Regions from separate parts of the Homo sapiens genome. Here region 1 is linked to region 2. The links are chromatin loops, found by intact Hi-C in ENCODE. Cell type or tissue: Caco-2. All regions are shown on one strand. Each heading gives the region's core, and the rest is flanking DNA. Links, peaks and the distances in the headings are about the cores only.

Evidence for each region. Peaks named below come from ENCODE experiments on the same cell type or tissue, not always from the same donor. Only the 100,000 strongest peaks of a DNase experiment are listed, where the experiment ranks them.
Region 1: a loop joins it to region 2, with 5 times the contacts of the local background. A loop is called at or near these places in 3 of 110 quality-filtered maps.

Annotation. Positions count from the first base shown.
Region 1 is chr7:90,244,070-90,251,257 of GRCh38, reverse strand. CFAP69 (cilia and flagella associated protein 69) reads right to left here and starts at 6,084. Exons shown (of 23, transcript NM_001039706.3): 1 at 5,714-6,084. The coding sequence starts at 5,833. LOC107986819 (a long non-coding RNA gene) reads left to right here and starts at 6,127. Exons shown (of 2, transcript XR_007060423.1): 1 at 6,127-6,181; 2 at 7,179-7,188. RefSeq lists an enhancer at 4,707-5,219. In Caco-2, for the core only: a CTCF peak has its summit at 6,158; a DNase peak (open chromatin) is centred at 6,127; H3K4me3 peaks cover 1,470 bases.
Region 2 is chr7:90,293,773-90,304,272 of GRCh38, reverse strand. CFAP69 (cilia and flagella associated protein 69) reads right to left here. Exons shown (of 23, transcript NM_001039706.3): 16 at 6,443-6,524; 17 at 4,214-4,406; 18 at 167-304. Among named protein-coding and RNA genes, the nearest start is that of FAM237B, 22 kb to the left of the region's middle. In Caco-2, for the core only: a CTCF peak has its summit at 5,915; a DNase peak (open chromatin) is centred at 5,932.

The DNA.
Region 1 (7,188 bases), core at 4,652-7,151, 53 kb after region 2:
TTTACCACTATAAAGCTTCCCAGGCTGCATTGGAGTCTCTGCCAAAAAGTGATAGTGGCTGAATCCCTCCCTATAGCAACCGCTGAATAAACAGTCTCTGTTTATTGTGGTAGCCTTCATTTATTTCCACAAGATTTAACCAGAAGAATTTAATTATGAAAAGATCATCTTGTATGCTGTGTGAGACTGATTTGGAGGTAGACTGGGAGAAGACTGGGTTGGAGGTAGATTGTAACTTTGGGCCTTGAATAGGTAGCAGCAACTGGTATAGACAACAGCAAATGGAATTAAAAACATCAAGAGGTAGATTCATCAAGACCTAATGAGTTACTGGACGCAGTGGGAGAAAGAAGGAAAAAGCTGAAGACAATTCCCTGGCTTGAGGAATTACATAAATGATTTCACCATTTCCTGAGACAGGGAATGCTGGAGGAAGAGGTTTGTGTTGGGGGTTGGAGATGAGAAAAATTTGGGGCAGAGGTTTCTGAATCATAGGCTTAACGTGACAATTGAAGATTTTGGGTAAATGAGATCACACAAGCAGAGAATAGAAACAAAACAGAACATACATATGTAAATACCAAAATACTATCATCTTAAGATGTTTATGGAGAAATTGTAAAAGCATTCACAAAACCTTTTAAGATCAAAAGTTTAATAAATTGCTTTGAAGACAATCAGACTTACTTCATTCAAATTATAGGATGAACTTATTTCCCACTTTACCCAGGGACATTTCAGAGGGAGAAACCTGCTCATTTGATACTCAGTTACAGGGAAAGAGACTAACACTTATAGTGGTCCTTTCATGTGTCTGGCATTTTTGATCTCAATTAGTCTTCAAATCTACCAAGTAAAGGTAGCACTATTATCCCTCTTAATGAAACTGAGGCCCTGGGACCTAACTTGTTAAAGCCACGTAGCTATTAATAATAAATGGGCCAGCAGGTCTGTCTAATGTAGAAACTCTGGTTCTTTGTTCCTTAGTTCTCTGCCTGACTCCTCAATGGACAACCAAGGAGTCTCTCTCTCTCTCTCTCTCTCTCTCTCTCTCTCTCTCTCTCTCTCTCCTCTCTTTAAAGAGTGGGGGTCTCCCTATGTTGCCCAGGCTAGCTTTGAATTCCTAGGCTCAAGCGATCCTCCTGCTTCAGCCTCTCAAGTAGCTGGCACTATAGACACATGCAGCCAACTACAGAGGTTATTTCTTGCAAAAACCCTATAAACAAGGCTAGACAATTTTAAGCACACAGTTCATGGAAGTATTACTGACAGTGACAGGATATGATATCAACTAAAAGATTGTGGAAGTTCTCATGGGTTCTCAGAGGGAGAGCAAATTTGAGCAAGGAAGTTCAGGCATGATACCTACGCCAGTCAACTAATCATTATATTAATTGTTATTCAAAGTGGGAAATGAGGTCCTCCAACTAGCAGCACAAGCATCACCTGGAAACCTGTTAGAAAAGCGGAGTGCTGGGGTTCATCTAAGACCTACAGAATCAGAATCCACATTTTAATAAGATCCCCATGTGCTCCATATGCACATTAAAATTTGAGAAGCACTGCTCTAAAGGGGGTTGGGATACTTTAGAATGAGGGGAACAAAACTAAATAGAAAATAGATAAATTAGATATCTTGTGATTTCAACATATGATTAAGGTGAATTTCACTGCCAATCCCATCACTCTCCAGGGGATAAAGCACCCTTTAAACTACATTACCTCTACCTTCCTGTAGGAAGCCAGAGCCACATAAACACTGGGATTAATACTAGAAAAACAATCTGAGAACTATCTTCCTATTTGGTAGGTTTTGATACCCAGTGTATTAGTCTGTTTTCACACTGCTATGAAGACACACCCAAGACTGGGTAATTTATAAAGGAAAGAGGTTTAATTGACTCACAGTTCCACCTGGCTAGAGAGGCCTCAAGAAAAACAGTCATGGCGGAAGGCAAAGGGGAAGCAAAGACCTCCTTCACAGGTGGCAGGAAAGACAGAGAGAGAGAGAGCAAAGAGGAAGAACCTCTTATAAAACCATCAGATCTCGTGAGAACTCACTATCATGAGAACAGCATGGGGGAAATCACCCCCATGATCCAATCACCTCCCACCAGGTCCCTCCCTCAACACCTGGGGATTACAATTCGAGATGAGATTTGGGTGGGGACACAAAGCCAAACCATATAACCCTGTAAATATCATCTGAATTTATTTAATAATTTAATAAAGCTGTTATGACTAGAGTCATTAATAATAGCAGAAAGTTACCATTTATGGGGCACTTGGAATGTATGTGCTGGGCACTGTGCTAAATGCCTTACAAATACTTTAATTCTCACAATAATTCGATGAGGTAGGCATTTCTAAAAATATCTTTTACAGATGAGGAAACAGACACAGAAAGGGCAAGCAACATGTCCTAAGTTCCTCACAATTAGAAAATGGCCACCAAAATTCTGGTACTATTTTATTGTTTCGAAACTGGAAAAGTATGATAATCACTTTAAAAAAGAAGACGCTGGAATCACTACAGTAGGGATTATCAAAATTTTTATAGAGAGAAAATTTGAAGATATAATGTTTACATAGAATATGTCTATGAGAAGTTCACAACATGGAATGAAAATAACAATTCAAAATCCCAGATTCCTAAACTATTGTTTTCCCTATTTACTAATAACTTTACTCATAATCTATATTTACATTTTCCATAATTCTATCAGAGAACATTTCAAAGTTATTAAAGTTAGAAAAATCTAATACTCTGTGAATATCATTTGTAGTAGCTTAGATAGAATTTATAGGCGCTATTGCCTTTTACAAAGTTATTTTTGTGAAAGATGCAGGAAAAAAATACCACTTAATGCAGAAGTAAAGCATACACACAGAAAAATCAGCAAAATAACCCGTACATTTTACCTGCTGCCTTAGGCAGCAATATTCAAGCCTATTTCTTTAATTACTAAAAACTAAGGTTAGGGTAACTGAAAGGTTCAATTTAGGTCTGTAATAAAGAAAATGATATAAAACAGCTATCAAAAGCCCAGGTAGCCAAAGTAGCATTTCTATATTAGGAAATCCAGCTGCAACTTAGAAACATCTCTGAAGGGATAAAGTGAGCAGACCGAAATCTGCATTAAAGCAAGTAAGATTTCAGGGGCATCCAGTCTCACTCTCACATCCTGGAAGCCAGTGGGAACAATCAGAATTCTAGAGAATCCCTTAGCTTTAAGGCCCAAATAACTTTATGAGCTCTAGTTCCCTGGATAAAGGATGATGACAATGACAATGATGATGTTGATAACTGCTTGTTTTCAATTATATATATAGGTCTCTCTATAAGTTCTCTATATTATTGTATAAGTTTGCTTATATATTATTTCTTTTTGTTTTGTTTTGTTTTGTTTTTTTGAGACGGAGGCTCACTCTGTCGCCAGGCTGGAGTGCAGTGGCACAATCTTGGCTCACTTCAACCTCTGCCTCCCATGTTCAAGTGATTCTCCTGCCTCAGCCTCCCAAGTAGCTGGACTACAGGCGTGCATCACCATGCCCACCTAATTTTTGTATTTTTAGTAGAGACGGGGTTTCACCATGTTGGCCAGGATGGTCTTGATCTCCTGAACTCGTGATCTGCCCTCCCCAGCCTCTCAAAGTGCTGGGATTACAGGTGTGAACCACCACACCCGGCCTATATATATTATTTAATTTAATCTTTACAATGGACATGAGTACTGTCATTATCTCCATTTGATAGAAAGGTTAAGATACTGGTCTTTGGTCACATAGCTGGTAAGTGATGAAGCTGACAATGAACTGAAGTAGTTGTGATACTCTCACCTTTAGCCACTAGGATATACTGTCTCAGAAGCACACACAGGCAGAAGAGAAGTTTGCAAATGTGCAGTGGTTTGAAAGAACTGGAAACAGTTCCCAGGATCTTTCCTAAACTGGCCTAAGGCAGAGGCCTAAAAGGTTATCATTTTTTCGTTCCAGGGTCTCTAGACCCCCATTCTATGAGTAAAGAAACTGAGTAACTCAGTTAACTTCTCATGAACTTAGGGTTCTCATTTGTAAAAACAACCACAGGCAAAAAACAAGAAGGCTGAGGATCACTAAGATTTCTCCCAGCTATAAAAAGTTCCTATTCTATTTCTTTGGGGAGAAACTACCTTTTTCCTCAGTACTTCGAAAATGTTACTACTCTTAGAATTAGTAATTAACAAGTCAGAAACATGAATTAATGCAAATTGATTGCTTTCTTCTTGGAAGAGAATCCTAGGCCCTGGAAAGAGCAGTAGTAATGAAAGAAAAGAAAGAAAATTAAAATGGGGAGAAAATGCACACACATATACACAGGTATACTTGTTTCATTTGGTATGTTTTGGACTATTTTGGCAATGGCTTTTAAAAAGTATTTTTCCCTAAAAAAAAAAAAAAATCCACGCTTGCTTGCCTTGTATAACGTTGCCCAATTTTTCTTGGAGCAAGTAAAGGAAGACTGAGAGCCATCAGTTATCAAATTCACATACTTTTCAGTTTTGCCCCTTGCCTGGGAGTATGGCTGTATTGTTGATCTTTCTTGCAGCCCAGGGAGTGGAGAGCTATTGTTCCTCAAAATTCTCCCCGCCCAGAGGGGAATAGGTCCACAAAATCGATTAGGCAAATTCCCCTAACACCTATTTCTCCTCATGCAAAATGCTGTTGCTCCGCAGGTTACTGCGTAAATGTCAGACCTCAGAGAGCTCAACTCTATTCCCCAGTCAACTGACCACTCCCAAGGAACTCTCCAAGGCTCCAGGATGTGAACGCAAGAGACAGGGTTCCTGACGCAGCCTGAGATTTGAGAAGCCTCAACAGGAATTCCCACAGTGGCCCCACACCATTAGTGTGAGGCAGGACAGGGTTCCTCCAGGAATTCGCGGCTTTTAAGGCACGATCAGGGCTCTCTGGGGGATCAATGGAATCCTAGTAGGAAACAAACAACTTGGGGTTTCTAAACACCTCCGCCTCGAATAGAGATCCAAGGGCCTCAAATGGAATTTCTCAACAGATCAACTTCCAAGAGTGAATTTTGTATTCATAACAAAAGCAAACCCAAAACCAAATACAGTACAAGCATAATAAAACAAATCAACTCTATTCTCTCCCGGTTCTCTCCGACCCAACGTGTAACAACCAGCTTCCAATTTCATATTTTAAAAATGCTTAATTTCTAATTTAACAGCGTTTTCCTCCCCTCTGGGTGCAGGCTTTAGTCGCAGCAAATTTAAGCATGGGAAAATTTACATCTATATCAAGAACATCACTCGGTAACAGGGATCTACGTATTAAAAAGTTCAGTTCAAACTGATCAGGTCATCAAATCAAGATTTTGCTAAGAATGATTCCTTTCCTCCCTGTAGCTCTATGACCACTTTTCGAAGAAGCGCGGCAAAACCCCGCCTACTCAGTTTGCTAGGACCCTCCAGGAGGACCACACAGCGCTGGTCCCCAGACAGGATGGTTGACAACAGCCAGCCCCTCGCAACCGGTGCAGTTCGCAGGGGGTGGGGGATCAGGATTAGCTCTGCGCTTGGAATCTCCATCCCGCGGCTTCCCCCATCTTCACTCCTGTCCCCAGTTCCACCCTTGCCACCCCCAGGTCTGGACCCCGTCTCGAGACTTCACTCCCACCCCCTCCACCTCTGAAAGCACAGACACCTGCTCATACCTGCGCCTCATCGTCCTCCGTCACCACCCCAACCACCGGGATTTGACTGGAACTGCTAGACTTGTTCCTGATGCCGGATTCCTGGGCCTCGGCGGTCGCCCCGGCTTCCTCTGTCCACATGGCCGGTGGCGGCGGGGTGGAGAGTGGGGGGATCTTCCTGTCCTACAGTGCGCCCGCAGCCGCTGGGCCCAAAGAGGCCCCGCCACCGAGAAGGGAAGGCAGCCTGAGAGTCGCTAGAGTCGCGAAAGGTCCCAAAATTCCGCCAGGGGCCTAGGCCACCGCCATACAGTCCGCTTAGCGCCGCTGCCGCCCCCCAGTTGACCCAGACCTCTGATCCCGGGCCGGTTGTTAACACAAGCCAGCGCGTTGCTAGGGGGCGGGGCCAGAGGCTACGGAAAGCCGGAGAGCCAAACCACCCCAAAGCCTAATTGCACTCCGCGCCCGGCAGGGCGAGTTTGCAGGCTTGCGGTAAGGAGCCTGCAGGATGCACCTCGGTAGGTAGCGGGGAGTGGTGCCTTAGGCTCCCGGTGTGTTTCGGTCTTCATAGTCTTGCTTCAAACAGGCATGAGTGGGTGGAGGGGTGAGGGATGTCTATGGGATACGTTAGGCGTGATACGATGGACGGATAGTGTTGAAAGCGTTTCTCTCACCCCAGGGAAGTGACCAGTCTCGCTTACATTCCCCAGCTTTTATCTGTACTTTAGTGGCCCAACTGGACAGTTAAATAAACAAACATAAAAGGTATTGTACAGAATGTTAAAAGGCTTTTGAGTCAGTTTATTGAATCTAGAGCGAGTTATCCCTTGAAGTCTCACTTTTCTCATCTGTAAAATAGGACTGTTGTGAGGATTGAATGAGATGACAGTGTTTGTTAAGTGGTGCTTGGCACAGCATCCCGTATGGTCAAGATTATCATTATCTTTATTACTGTTTGAGAACTAAAAATTAAATCCTAAGCCCCACAACCGACTGAACGGACCCCCTTTTGGCCAAGAGGACCCCCGATAAACCTTAAAAGCTGAATTCCTCGCCCTGACGGGACGGAAGGACGGACACGCCTCGCTATACCCCCCTACCTCCTCCCTTTTCACGTCCCCCTCACCCCTGGTTTTTTGAGACAGGGTCTCACTGTGTCCCCCAGGCTGGAGTGCAGTGGCAGGATCGTAGCTCTGCAACCTCCAACCTCTGGCTCAAACGATCCTCCCGCTTCAGCCTCGGGAATAGCTGGGAGTACAGGTGCACATGCCACCAAGCTCGGCTCCCCCTCCCTTTGAGGGCTTAGACTCAACAACTGACCAGCATTAATGTTAAAATGGAGATCAGAAGGCTAACAGAATGGACTCTGTGGCAATAACAAATTATAAGCAAGACCTAAGGCCATGCCAGGCAAGAGTTAAGTCACTCACACCTACACTTAAAGAATAACCTTTGTTTTAACTGCTGCAATGTTTTTATTTTTCTCTAGCTGTTAAATA
Region 2 (10,500 bases), core at 4,420-6,919:
TTTAATTGGTGAGGGGTGCAGTTTGGGAATTGGGGTAACAATGGAAAATGAATTTCTCTATATAAAGAGATTTTTGCTCATTATATTTGAAAAACTGTCTCCAAAGTAAAATCAGTGTGTATACTTAGCAAAACAGACTCTTGCAAATTTGAAGAGAACTTCTTACCTAGTTTGCCCAATATAGCATAAATTTTTGCTCTAATATTCTCAGAAACATCCATAACCGCAATAGATGGGCAGTTAGCAGGCAGTGGGATGATTTTTTGCTCTTCTTGAAAGCTAGTAAATAGAGGTTTTTTTGTATCTAATCATTGGATAGCATGAAAATAGAAAAGGGACAGATAAAAACCATAGTAAACAAATACTTAATTTTGAGATTTTAGTCTAGATAACATAAAATATATAAAAATATTGTAGCAAAAAAATAGTGCCTATTACACGGTTACACTTTTGAAATAATAATTAAGCAGCTATTTCTTCCCCACTCTGTGGCAAAACTTAGAGCCTTCATTTTTATTGTTTATGTAAAATATTAAAATTTCACAAAATTACTTTTTAAAAGTAAAACTTCTATGTAAATAATTTAAAAAATTTTGAAATCCAGAACTTGAGTAATGTCAGTTTAACAGTGATGTAACCTTGTTTACTTTTGGTTTCTATATATTATGCTATAAATATAAAAACTATTTTATGATGCTATAGGTCAAAACTCAGAAACAATAAAAATGGATTGAAGATACAAGTCATCAGAAGGGGAAGTATTTACATTTAAAAATAAACAATACTTAAGGAAACATATCTAAAAATAATAAGAGCCATCTATGACAAACCCACAGCCAGCATTATATGGAATGGAGAAAAGCTGGAAGCATTCCCTTTGTAAACTGGCACAAGACAGGCATGCGCTCTTTCACCACATAGTATTGGAAATCTTGGCCAGAGCAATCAAGCAAGAGAAAGAAAAAAAAAAAGCATCCAAACAGGAAGAGGGGAAGTCAAACTATCCCTGTTTGCAGATGACATGAGTCTGTATCTAGAAAACTCCATAGTCTCGGCCCAAAAGCTCCTTTAGCTGATAAACAACTTTAGCAAAGTTGCGGGACACGAAATCAATGTACAAAAGTGACTAGCATTCCTACACACCAACAACAGCCAAGCCAACAGCCAAGTCAGAAACACAATCCCATTCACAATTGCCATAAAAAGAATAAAATACCTAGGAATACAGCTAACCAGGGAGCCAAAAGACCTCTATGATGAGAATTAGAAAATACTGCTTAAAGAAATCAGAGATGACACAAACAAATGGAAAAACATCCCATGCTCAAGGATAGGAAGAATCAATATCATTAAAATGGTTATACTGCCCAAAGCAATTTACAGATTCAATAGTATTTCTATAAAGCTATCAACAACAATCTTCACATAACTAGAGAAAACTATTCAAAAAATCATATGGAACCAGAAAGAGCCCCAATAGCCAAGGAAATCCTAAACAAAGAGCAACACTACAGGCATCACGTTACCTAAGTTCAAACTAAACTACAAGACCACAGTAACCAAAACAGCATAGTACTGGTACAAAAACAGACACAGTTCAATATAACAGAATAGAGAGCCCAGAAATAAGGCTACACACCTACAACTACTTGATCTTCAACAAAGCTGACAGAAACAAGCAATGGGGAAATAACTCCCTATTTAATAAATGGTGCTGGGATAACTAGCCAGCCATATGCAGAAAATTGAAACTGGACCTCTTCCTTATACCATATACAAAAATCAACTCAAGTTGGATTAAAGACTTAAATGTAAAACCCAAAACTATAAGAACCCTGGAAGACAACCTAGGCAGTAGCAATCTGGACTTAGGAATGGGCAAAGATTTCATGACAAAGATGTCAAAAGGAATCACAATACAAGCAAAAATTGACAAATGGGATCTAATTAAACTTAAGAACTTCTGCACAGTAAAAGAAACTATCAACAGGATGAAAAGCCAACCAACAGAATGGGAGAAAATTTGTGCAAACTATGCATCTGACAGAGGTCTAATATCCAGCATCTATAATGAACTTAAACAAATTTATAAGAAAAAACACAACCCCATTCAAAAGTGGGCAAAGGACATGAACAGACACTTTTCAAAAGAAGTCATACATGCAGCCAACAAGCATATGAAAAAAGCTCAATATCACTGATTATTAGAAAAATTCAAATTCAAATCACAATGAAATAGTATCTCACATCAGTCAGAATGGCTGTTATTAAAAAGTCAAAAAATAACATACCGGCAAGGTTGTGGAGAAAAGGGGATGCTTATACACTGTTGCTGGGAGTGTAAATTAGTTCAACCATTGTGGAAAGCAGTGTGGCAATTCCTCAAAGAGCTAAAAACAGAACTACTATTCGACCCAGCAATCCTGTGACTGAGTATATGCTCAGAGGAATATAAACCATTCTATCATAAAGACACACACATGAATGTTCACTGCAGCACTATTCACAATAGCAAAGACATGGAATCAACCTAAATGCCCATCATGACAGACTGGATAAAGAAAATGTGGTCCATATACACCATGGAATGCTATGCAGCCATAAAAATAGTGAGATCATGTATTTTGAGGGAACATGGATGGAGGTGGAGGCCATTATCCTTAGCAAACTAACACAGGAACAGAAAACCAAACACTGCATGTCTTCACTTATAAGTGGGATCTAAATGATGAGAATTCATGGACACATGGAGGAGAACAACACACACTGAGGCCTATTAGATGGTAGAGAGTAGGAGGAGGGAGAGGGTCAGAAAAAATAACTATTGGGTACTAGGCTTAGTACCTGGGTGACAAAATAATCTGTACAACAAACCCTTGTGACATGAGTTTACCCATATAACAAACCTGTATGTGTACCCCTGAACCTAAAATAAAATTTAAAAAAAAAAGTGAACCGTTTAGATGAAACCATAAGAATCTTAAAAGGCTTAGAATATGTAGGCGGGGTGCAGTGGCTCATGTCTGTAATCCCAGCACTTTGGCAAGTGGAGTTGGGCAGATCCCCTGAGGTCAGGAGTTCAAGACCAGCCTAGCCAACATGGTGAAACCCTGTCTCTAATTAAAAAAATACAAAAATTAGCTGGGTATGGTGGCACGTGCCTGTAGACCCAGCTACTCAGGAGGCTGAGGCAGAAGAATCATTTGAACCTGGGAGGCGGAGGTTGCAGTGAGCCGAGTTCATGTCACTGCACTCCAGCCTGGGCGAAAGAGCGAGACTCTGTCTCCAAAAAAAAAAGAAAAAAAGAAAATGTAATATATTGGCCAGGTGTGGTGGCTCATGCCTATAATCCCAACACTTGGCAGAGGCTGAGGTGAGTGGATCGCTTGAGCCCAGGAGCTTGAGACCAGCCTGGGCAACACGGTGAAACCTCATCTCTACAAAAAATACAAAAATTAGCTGGGTGTGGTAGTGCATGCCTGTAGTCCCAGCTACTTGGGAGGCTAAGGCAGGAAAATCGCTTGAGCCTGGGAGGCAGAGGTTTCAGTGAGCCAAGATTGCACCATCACACCCCAGTCTGGGTGACCTGAGTGAAACCCTGTCTCACAAAAAAAAAAGAAAAAAAAAAGAAAAAAATGTAATATAGCAGTATGGAATATGTAAATGAACTAAAAATTATGATACTGTAAGTCTCATTAATTTAGAATCTAGTAATTAAAATTTTTGAACATTTGGACTATTTTTATTTAGGAAACAATATCTTCTTTCATATAAAAAGTAAACTCTATAAACATTAATCAGATCATGTTGCCTAATGGATTTAGAAAAAGGAAAAATGAACAGAAATGTATAAAATACCAAAATATTATTTTGAAGCAATCTATTTACATCTCAATGAAATATTATTGAATCTATCTATAAAAGCAGAAAACCCAAAGAAGCATCTTTAGGAACTACTTTAATTTTTTTTTTAGTTAAAAGAATATAATTAAATACCATTTCTTAAAAATATTCTCTAAAAATATGAACCTACTACTAATTTACTTAGTTTTCTTCCAGTCACTTAGGATAGCAAATTTTTCAAACCCTTGTAAAAAAAAAAAAAAAACTTTAGACAAAGGGGTGAAAGGCCTGATGCTTTCTTAATACCATTTAAAGATCTTTTAAAATATATACATTAATTGCTTCTACTAACAATTATAAATATACTCACCAATGATCTTCCCATTTTTATCACGTTTTACTCCTAGTTCTTTTTCCTCCTTTCTCCACAATTTAATTAAAAGACTAGCAGCTGTCTGATCCTTCTTCCCTTGCCAAGCATTGACATGAGCTGCAGTTTTGGGATTATCACAAAATTCAACCATTATTCCAAGTATTAGATTACAGAATTTTTTTTGGTTCAACTTTAGCAAGGAAACAGAAAAGGAAAAAAGTTGCAATAAATATTAAGAATTATTGTCTTCAAAAAAAAAAGAGAGAAACACTTCTATTATCATTAAGTTTCTTCTAAACTCAGAGTCAGGAAAATCTCCTGTTAAAATGGACACCCATTGTAATGACTATATTTTCAAACATTAGAAATTTAAAAGGATAAAAAGTAAAAGATTTAATATAATTCTGAAGTCATTATAAACATATATCATGACCAAAATGTGACTGATGTGGCTGAGTTGGAAAAAGATTTGCACAAATAAGTGAAGATGTTCATTTTAAGTGGCGAAGCTCGATAGTGTTATACAGAGTTCACTGTAATTACAGGATCTTTCCAATTTATATGCTTTATTAAGGCTTGTAAAGATTCATACTAACTGTAATCTCTTTGTTATTAAGAGAGTAACTGATGGTAACTGCAAATGACAATCACATATGAAAATAAAACAAGATGTAATTTGGTTTTGTGGCAATCATCATCCATAAAAGAGTATTTAAGGATTCAAAAAAATTCTCCTATTATAAAGCATATTTCCTTTATTTTGCTACAAGTAGTTTTCAGTACACCAAAATTTAGGTATAGAAAATTCCATCCAGAGCAATGGCCTCCATAATCTAATTCTTCTATGTGAAATACTTTTTGTTGATTAACTTTTACAGTATACTGTTATTTGAATATAGCAAAGGAAATATGTAAGCTTTTGTTTTAATTGCGAACATCATCAGTTTCCTTTTATAAAATGAAAGGATAATAATATTACCTGCAAAGGGTTATTATGAGTTATATGAGACTCCCTGGTACATAGTCAGCTCTCATTAACATTTAACCATTATTAGCAGTTATCATTACATACTTTATATTTCAGCAGAGTTGTATTAAGCAAAACACTCAAGGAAATGAGTTTTTTTATTTCTCTACTTCAGGAGACAGGCAAATGTGAAAGATTGAAATTGATATAAAATCTTCATTAAATAATATCTGTAATTTGCAATTAATTTGGTTGAATCAGCATTAAATATATTCTAGCAATAATATTCATAATAACAGTAAATACAGGAATCATGTTAGGCACTATATTTAATCTATAATATATATGTATGCATGCACACTTAGATGCACACACAGACATACAATCACTCATTTAATCCTTCCAACAATACAATAAGATATATAATGTTGTTATCTCTGTTTTACAGGTAAAGAAATCGAAAAGAGAGAAATGAACTAACTTTCAGGGAGGTTAAGGGGCACAAATAATTTTAGCACTTTTGCTAAATCAAAGTAGGTTTGTTATTCTGTTAATAAAATCAAGAATAGTGGCAATCATAGAATCACGGACAGGGAGCGGGCTAGAACTCTGTGTGAGAATCTCTCTCAAAATTTTATTGAAACAAAATTGTACGTTTCCTCCCATATCATCCTGACTATGGATTCCAGTTAGAATTGAGGCTAGTAAGGGGCTATATTCTTCACAGCTGCTAGATGGCACTGTCTCTATTGGAAGGCCTAGCTTGCTCACATCTGCTCATTCTGCAAAACAATGGTCCATGAGTCACTAGACTTCTTCAGGTTACCTCCAAATAATACATAGTTCTTTAAAAATGCTTATCTTTGCTCCTTGTCTAACGTGGCCCTTATCTTTTAATATCAGGGGAAGAAACTAGAAGTTATTAATAAATGACTATGGGTTTTCATATGGTCAAGCTCTTCACAAACTGTTTCTTAACAGGTTGATGGAGTACAAAGAAAAACAAATTCTTTGTTCCCGTGTATTTGAAAACACTGAAAAAACACTGGTAAAATGACTTTCCAACCAGAGGAATTTTCAGAGCCTTTAAAACACTGTGTATTATGAATTTCTAGGAGCAATTTTGTTTAAGACCGTACCTTTGAACATGATTTGGGGCACATTTATTCATAGACTTGTGCTCTGTGGCATTCAGTTTGGAAACGGCCTTTAATAGACATATTTGTCTTTTGTCTTATGATTGTTATAGCCATACTTACTGCTAACAAATCCAAAAGGAGAAAAATGCCTTCCTTTTCAAGAAAATAATCCTCTGAGGGATAACATCCCAAAATACAGCACCTTAAATTAAAAGAAAGTTATTCATTTGACAAACATTTATTGTTAAACTGAATTTGTACAGCTTTATCTTTATCAAAGCATTTTCAAAGAATATGTTTTCTTCATTTTCTTAAATCAAGTAGCTAATGTTTTTACCTAAAAAAATAGAACTTTGAAGAAACTTTACCAGCGTTGTTCAGTTTCAACGTTTTTAAAAATCAATATCCATTCTTTTCCATAACTGCCTATTTCTTTCCTACAAATAAAACATTCTCCTTTGCTTTCATGATATTAATTATTCTTAGTGATCATCTCTGGCTGGTCTCATAACTTTTTTTGCAAGATATATCCATTTATTGTTGCTGTAAACCAAAAATAAAATTCTAAGCCCCCCAACCAACTGAACGAACCCTTCTCTCAGCCAAGGCATTCCAAAGTAAACTTGAAAAACTAGTTCAGGCCATGATGGGAAGGAGGGGTTGGACATGCCTCATTATAACTTCCTCCCTTTGGAATTCAGGCACAACTGACCAGTGAGTATTAACGTTAAAACAGAGATCTTAAGAATGAAAAAACAGACTCTTCACAGCAATGAGATACCAAATTCCAACTTGACTCTGGTATAGCATCACATGACAGTAGGCTCTGAAAGAAATCAAAGTATTTTACCCCAAAATATATTCCTTTGACATATTTTTAAATGGTCCTGCAAAGCTGTCTCTTCTAGGGAAAATCTACATTCTGTAGCGAATCCCCTCCCCTGTCCAAGTATTTTCCAGATCCAGGAGAGATTTAACTAAGTCCGGCACCTTTTAAGGTCTGATAAGAGACATTTACCAACTATTCCACATAATAAGAAACTTGGTCTCAACAATCCCTTATTTTAACTCAGATACTCCTTTCTATTGATCCCCAGTTTTTAGATAATAACTTACCCATTTCAACAGATAGCAATCAGGAAATTTCTGAATCCACCTCTGACCTGTAAACTCCTGCTTTGAGTTGCCTTTCCTTTCCGAATCAAACCAATGCACACCTTATGTGTACTGACTGATGTCTTATATCTCCACAAAACGTATAAAACCAAGCTGTAGCCCAACCACCTCGGGCACATTTTCTCAGGACCTCTTAAAACTGTGCCTCAGGCTGGGTGTGGTGGTCAGCCTGTAATACCAGCACTTTGGGAGGCTGAGGGGGGTGGATCACCTGAGGTCAGGAGTTCGAGACCAGCCTGGTCAACATGGCAAAACGAGGTCTCTACTAAAAATACAAGAATCAGCCGGGCATGGTGGTGGGCGCCTGTAATCCCAGTTATTCAGGAGCCTGAGGCAGGAGAATAGCTTGAACCCAGGAGGAGGAGGTTGCAGTGAGCTGAGATCACGCCACTGCACCCCGGGCTGGGTGACAGAATGAGACCCCGTCTAAACAACAACAACAACAACAATAACAACAAAAAACCGTGCCTCAGGCCTTGGTCAATTATATTGGGCTCAGAATGAAACTCTGTAAAATATTTACAGGCCTTGTCGACATTGCTGTTTCAAGATGTTGGTGCACTTTAAACATTGGATAATTATTGATTATATCTCATCTTTGCAGTTGAGATTATTTTGTTAGAGGTGTTTGAATGAGAGCAACTCCATCTTGAATAGGGGCTGGGTGAAATAAGGCTGAGACCTACTGGGCTGCATTTCCAGAAGGTTAAGGCGCTCGAAGTCAACGGATGAGACAGGAGTTCAGCACAGATACAGGTTATTAAGGCTTTGCGGATAAAACAGGTTGCAGTAAAGAAGGCGGCTAAAACCCACCAAAACCAAGATGCTGACAAAAGTGACCTCCGGTCATCCTCACTGCTACACTCCCACCAGCACAATGACAGTTTACAAATGCCATGGCAACATGAGGACGTTACCCTATATGGCCTATAAAGGGGAGGCATAAATAATCCACTCCATGTTTGGCATATCATCAAGAAATAACCATACAAACGGGCAACCAGCAGTCCTTAGGGCTGCTCTGATTATGGAGTAGCCATTCTTTTATTCTTTTACTTTCCTAATAAATTGCTTTCACTTTACTCTGTGGACTCACCCTGAATTATTTTCTGCGCCTGATCCAAGAACCTTCCCTTGGGGTCTGGATTGGGACCCCTTTCCTGTAACATCCTTCTGGCAACCATGGAAGGGACAATAGTGAGAAAACCCCCGACTCAAAGGCTAATATTGGGTAAGTGTTGGGGTCTGGTAACATCTTTCTGGCAAGCCCCGAAGGGACGATACTGAAGAAAGCCCTCAGCCCCAAACCAAAGGAAAGAGACGACAGCACTGGTTGGCCGACCTTGGGTGAGTGGTTGGGTACTCGGCTGAAGGATGGCATTGGGTTAGAGGTCAACTTAGGGGAGTTAGGGTCTCTCCTTAAGTCAAAGTGGGTTAAAAGCCCCTCTTATTAAAAAGCAAGGAAACTTGACCGACCCTGGATTTGAAGGCAAATTTAGGAGGGTTAGAATCCCTTCTAAGATTTAGGAAGTTAGAGGCCCCTCTCAGTAAAGTCCCTTTTGGCTAAGAATGGGTTTGGCACTATGGGATGTTAATTGCTATTCTCTTTGGAATAATCTGCCTTGCACTTTTTGCTTATGGTTATGGGTGAGAGGATTAGGCGCATGTAGGATTGTGGGACAGAGGAAGCTTTTTCCTCCCTAAAAGGGGAAACTTGAGAGCAAATGGGAATGCTGGAAAAGATCCCGTCTCGACTGAAAAGCAACTGGCTGAACTTTTGATTCAGTGTTGGCACCAATGGGCAGGTCTTTCTCTGGCCTCCCTGAGCACCTCACCTTCCCCACACTGCCAAAAGCAATGCTCCCTTCCCTTTTTCCCTTCCCTTCCCCTCTGTGCAAACCAGTTGAATGAATGGTAAAAATCACTGTCTCCTCTGTAAAGTTTTGATTAATGGGAGAAATGATTTGAAAGCCTAATCTTAACCTGTAGCCAATCTGGTGTACTTTGTCTTTCTGTATTGTTCTGTCATAAAGAGGGGTACCTTAGGAGAGAACATAGGGTTAGGACACCTGTAAGCCTGCTTTCAAGATGGCCCAGCAAACTGGTCAGTTACAAACTTTGCTGCAAGTCCCCCAAAAAACTAAAACTGGACGAGGTTTCCCTCGTCTTGTATGTCCTTGGGAGCTTGACCTTGTAACCTTGTGGCCATGCTTTCTCTTTTCACAATGGCGGCCCCGGTCCAGGGTTCAATTCCTGGCTTAGGGAAGGAGTCCTTCATCTTCTGCGTGTCTCCATATTTAAATGTATTATGTGTGTGATGTTTATATATGAAAGAGCTCTAATTAGTTTATTAATAAGAAGAACTTAAATCAAATATTTTTTCAGAAAAGTAAAAAGTAGAATGATGTTCAGTTCATGTGACTTTAGTAATCTTAGGGAAATCAAGACAGTTTTAATAAAGATTATTGGTAAAACAAAAATTCTTCAAAAATGTAACATTTGGTGTAAATTATGCAGATCAGGTATCAGGTTTTCCAAATACTTTACGGTCATAAATGGCTTCTTTGACTTTTGAAAATTGTTCAATTTATTTAGGAGCATTAGATTGTAGATAGGGCTGGGGACATGTGAAATTAGCCATGCCCCCTAGCTATGCAAAGAAGGTTGTAAAGAAAACAGATGTTATATAAAAAACAATCTTGTATGGTAGATTCTTGTCCTAAAGTAAAACAACTGGTTGCTTAAAAAGAGGGATGTTTAGGAAAAGTCAGAAAGTCTAAGCATGTCATAGTCTATGTAAGTCGTGAAAGGATTAGTGAAAGGGAGTTTGTGCAAGAAATGTTGTACAATTTGAAGGTCGTTAGGCCCCCTTAATGCTTCATAAAATGCCACTATGACTCTTACTGTAACTTGCCTGCTTTATGGCTAGGTAAGGCCTGGGACACATGGAATAAGATGCTGGAAAGAGTCAGACCTTATCTGTACTTCTGTCTGGGTCCTAG